Linked DNA regions of Homo sapiens: region 2 is linked to region 1. A link is a loop called in an ENCODE intact Hi-C map of the cell type or tissue named here. Cell type or tissue: endothelial cell of umbilical vein. All regions are shown on one strand.

The links. Hi-C counts contacts between places; a loop is a spot of excess contacts. Peaks named below come from ENCODE experiments on the same cell type or tissue, not always from the same donor. Only the 100,000 strongest peaks of a DNase experiment are listed, where the experiment ranks them.
Region 2: a loop joins it to region 1, with 2.8 times the contacts of the local background. A loop is called at or near these places in 4 of 110 quality-filtered maps.

The regions. Positions count from the first base shown.
Region 1 is chr10:17,028,429-17,030,928 of GRCh38, forward strand. The region is part of intron 27 of CUBN (cubilin); the gene reads right to left. Among named protein-coding and RNA genes, the nearest start is that of CUBN, 100 kb to the right of the region's middle. In endothelial cell of umbilical vein, no CTCF peak of the experiment used is centred here; a DNase peak (open chromatin) is centred at 1,313; H3K27ac peaks cover 2,500 bases.
Region 2 is chr10:17,100,376-17,102,875 of GRCh38, forward strand. All of the region lies in intron 13 of CUBN (cubilin), which reads right to left. Among named protein-coding and RNA genes, the nearest start is that of CUBN, 28 kb to the right of the region's middle. In endothelial cell of umbilical vein, no CTCF peak of the experiment used is centred here; DNase peaks (open chromatin) are centred at 376 and 1,026; H3K27ac peaks cover 717 bases.

The DNA of each region.
Region 1 (2,500 bases):
ATAAAGAGCCTGCCGGGTGCGATGGTTCACGCCTGTAATCCCAGCACTTTGGGAGGCCGAAGTGGGTGGATCACGTGAGGCCAGGAGCCCGAGACCACACTGGCCATCAAGGCGAAACCCTGTCTCTACTAAAAATACAAAAATTCGCCAGGCGTGGTGGTGGGCGCATGTAATCCCAGCTACTCAGGAGGCTGAGGGAGGAGAATGACTTGAATCTGGGAGGCGGAGGTTGCAGTGAACTGAGAATGCAACACTGCACTCAAGCCTGGGCAACAGAGTGAGACTCTGTCTCAAAAAAAAAAAGAAAGAAAGAAAGAAAAAATAATAAATAAATAAATAAAGAGCCAATGTAGGAACTGCAGGGTAAAGACGTGTTTAAACAAAATTCTGTAATGTTGCAATTGGAAATCTTTCCCATTTTAAAAAGTAGAAAGTCAATATAGTTAACTGAAACCCACAACTGTGATTACCAGTGTTTAAAATTTAGCATTTTGCTCAATGCATGCTTATTCATACCATGAGCCTGTCTGATAGTGGAAGAGACCTTTCGGTTGCCCTGCCTTTCGCCAGTCTGAGGAGCAGAGCAACCTGAGGTCAACCAGGAAAGGCAGTGTGCATAGGACAATTCAAGTTCTGAGCATCTAATGGAATTTTTACTGCTTCAGGGTAGTTCAGAAATTATTTTAGGTTTGATTATTATTCATCCTAATTCTGTCCTTCATGTTTGAAGAGAGGAAACACGCAGAGTTTCTTTTGAATCTGAGAGCAGAGGCTCTTTTGAAGGTTGGAACGTTGGTTCATTAACTGCTGCAAATTAATGCAATCATACGAAAATCCTTCATTGTGAAAGATGGTCAGAAAAGATCAGCATTTCTTTTTAAGGAAAGGGATTCTGATCACACTGAAATAACATTTCTTCTTTCAATTTTTTATAACTAAAAAATCACATTTTACTCAGGCAATCTTAAAACCAAAATTTCTTCTAAAATGCCTCATGCTAAACTCAACGACACTACAAAGCATCTGGCTTCGCTAACTAATGGATATACTTCATTCTAAACTTTTTTTGAATCCAGGTATCATGCTTAGTACGGTGCTAGACTCATATCTGGTATCAAGTTATAAATTGAAATGTTTGGTAAACTCTTCCCAGCTTTTATGCATGTTTTTGAATAGCAGCTGAACTTAGAATTGTAATAGCTTATCTCTAAGCTCTAAGCAAAATGCAAAAGTCCCAGAAGCAAACTTCCTCTGACAGACAGTTCCAGGAAGCATGACTCATCTGCCCAGGAAGCGTTGGCGGTGGAGCCATAATCAAAGTCGGCTCAGATCCACCGCTGCTCAGACAAAATCTCATCTGCTTCTCTGCATCTCGCCAACTGGAAAACAGGATTTTATCTACAATCCCAGTGGCTTTTGTAGGAAAACTGGGAGGCAGGAGAAGCAGCACTGCTTTCAACACAGTGGGGCCAATTGATGTTAATTACAACTGGGAAGGCTGCTCTGGAAACCACAGATTTATTTACCACAAAATGCTATAGAGCAAGAGCCCCAGTCCCCAGACCAGTACTGGTGGCATCAAACTCTCATAGGAGCATGAACCCTATTGTGAACTGCACACGCGAGGGATCTAGGTTGCGTGCTCCTTATGAGAATCGAATGCCTGATAATCTGTCATTGTTTCCCATCACCCCCCAGTGGTACTGTCTAATGCAGGAAACCAAGCTCAGGGCTCCCACTGATTCTACATGATGGTGACTTGTATAATTATTTCACTATATATTACAATGTAAGACTAATGGAAATAAAATGCACAATAAATACAATGCACTTGAATCATCCTGAAACCACCCTCCCACCCCACCCCCGGTCCGTGGAAAAACTGTCTTCCACAAAAACAGTCCCTGGTGCCAAAAAGATTGGGGTCTCCTGCTTCAGAGCACAAAAAAATAATCCATGAGACTATGTTTATGTTAAAATAACCATAGATAATATGTATTAGCACTTATTCCATGCTGGTCATTATTCTAATTTAAAAATCCTAGCAGCTCTGTAATGCAGGTAGTATTGTTATCTTCATTTTAGAGTTCTGGAAACTGAGGTAGGTAGAGGTTTAGTAATTTAATATTTTGAAAGGCATCAACTACTGAAGAAGAATTTTTCCTATTTCCTTCTGTGGCAGTTCTTTTCTTAAGAATAAGCATTGTTGGTCGGGCGTGGTGGCTCATGCCTGTAATCCCTGCACTTTGGGAAGCCGAGGTGTGTGGATCACCTGAGGTCGGCAGTTCGAGACCAGCCTGACCAACATGGTGAAACCCCATTTCTACTAAAAATACAAAAATTAGCCAGGTGTGGTGGTGGGTGCCTGTGGCCCCAGCTACTCGGGAGGCTGAGGCAGGAGAATCATTGGAACCCGGGAGGCACAGGTTGCAGTGAGCCAAGATTACGCCACTGCACTCCAGCCCGGGCGACAGAGTAAGACTCTGTCTCAAAAATAAAA
Region 2 (2,500 bases), 72 kb after region 1:
CATATGGCAATCTATATACTAAATAACTTGTGCTAAATATTGTTAAAAACAAACTTCAACTAATATCAAAATATATCAAAAAATCTTAATGTTAATAACATAGATTTACCCCAATTTCATTAAACTTGTCAAGTCCACCAGACCAAGGTATGTCAAATATATAACTGACATTGTTTCTAAAGCAGTAAAATAAATTGGAGATTTGAAAATCTACCTGAATTAAGTTGAACTGGCTAATATTACCATTCACAAGAATGTACACCCTAATTCCCTGAATAACCTGTGGCCTGTTATCAAACACACAGACGTTCATCACTGCCCGCCAGGGATGTTGATTCCAGAGGGGCTAAGATTCTGACGCCAGCCCAGACCGACACGCTCAGGTGTGGGCGGAGTAGGCGGGATGTAGACAAGCAAGGCCTGGACGGCTTCAGGGACTGGATATAATTAAAGGATGAGTAATACCAAGAGTAGAGAATGAGAGGAAGAATACTGAGCATACAAGAATAACAGGAAAAATACTGAGCATACAAGTAGAAGAGAATAAACACAAAAATGTGTCCGAATGGATTAGAATACAGACTTCAAATATAGTAATATAACTTATAAAACGTACTGACAACCTCATTTGAGATAAACAATCAAAAGAAGGCTGTCGAATTTAATTTTCATCAGAACCTAAAATCACAACAATATTCAGTTAATGAAAAAGAATATAAGGAATTTTTTAAATTCTGTGCTAGGGTATTTTAAGATCAGTTACCTATTACTACATGACTTTCTTAAAACAGTTTAAATGAAACTCAAATGTTCACTAATTGAACTATCCTGATTTGTATATATTTTCTACCATATTATGTCCATTATGAGTGAGAAGATATGAAATCACAATAATCAAGAAAAAAACAAGATGAATTTTCTTGCGAATTGGTAATGAAAGTATTACAAGTTTCTCACCTAAGAATATTTTTTTTTCAAAAGAATGTTTTCAATGCCAGGAAATAGAATTCATGAAAACTAAATGGAAGGAAGGAAATTCACATAGCATACCCACTGGGAAATTTATTTTGGAGTTTATTTTAGTGTGAGGTTACCAGGTCGCAAATAGTCCTCCCTCCTCAAAGGAAAAAAAAATGTTTTTTGACCCTTGTACAATGCCCTCTGTAATAGTTTGCTGGAAAAAGTTAATAGGATTTCAAGGGAAAATTTTATCTATTCAGACATACCATTTTATTTTTATGAATCCAGGAGGTGGTTGAGAAACAATATTTAGAAATGCCTGGGTAATTAATGTCGGGTATAAGAGCACTAAAAACCTTGGACTTGGATCTTAATTTGAAGAGCGTTCACGGAGCGGCTCAGAGTGACAGGCTGTGGAGGTGACTGGCCTGTGTCTGAGTCACTGCATGCCACTTTCGAACCACATGCACCTGGACACACTTCTCAATGGCACTAGGCTCTGTTTCCTCATGTGTAAAATGAAGATAATAATTTCTATCTTTCAGGGTTATGAGAGTTAAAAATGGAATGCTGTAATGTATATGGAGCACTTAGTATAGAACATGGCAGAGCAAAGACATTTGATAAGAAAACTATCTTAATATCAGTGGCCATTTTTGCACAATAATCAACATAAAACTAAGCAACCATCTTCTAAAATACTGTCTCAGTAACAACATGATTTTACAGATTAACTAGTGGCTTGCAGTCAGTCAACCAGTGTAGAGAATCATTCATGCTGGAGAAAGCATGGACTTTGGAACCAGACAAACTTGACTTTGAAATTCAACTATTACAATTACAAGCTAAGAAGTGTTAACAAAAAATGTTTAGCTTCACCTACTTTTCATTATTTCATCTATAAAAGGAGGATCCTCCTATTTATTTATTTATTTATTTATTTATTTATTTATTTATTTATTTATTTTTGAGACAGAGTCTTGCTCTGTCACCCAGGCTGGAGTGCAGTGGTGCAATCTCAGCTCACTGGAACCTCTGCCTCCTGAGCTCAAGTGATTCTCCTGCCTCAGCCTCCCGAGTACCTGAGATTAAAGGCACCCATCACCATACCTGGCTAATTTTTGTCATTTTAGTAGAGCTGGATTTTCACCATGTTGGCCAGGCTGGTCTTGAATTCCTGACCTCAGGCAATGTGCCCGCCTCAGCCTCATAAAGTACTAGGATCACAGGCGTGAGCCACCAGGCCTGGCCTTGTTACTCTTTTTTTTTTTTTTTTTTTTTTTTTTTGTGAGATGGAGTCTTACTCTGTTGGCCAGGCTGGAGTACAGTGGCACTGTCTCTGCTCACTACAAACTCCGCCTCCTGGATTCAAGCAATTCTCCTGCCTCAGCCTCCCGAGTAGCTGGGATTACAGGAATGTGCCACTACACCTGGCTAATTTTTTTTTATTTGTTTTATTTTTAGTAGAGACAGGGTTTCGCCATATTGACCAGACTGGTCTGGAACTCCTGACCTCAGGTGATGCACCCACCTCATCCTC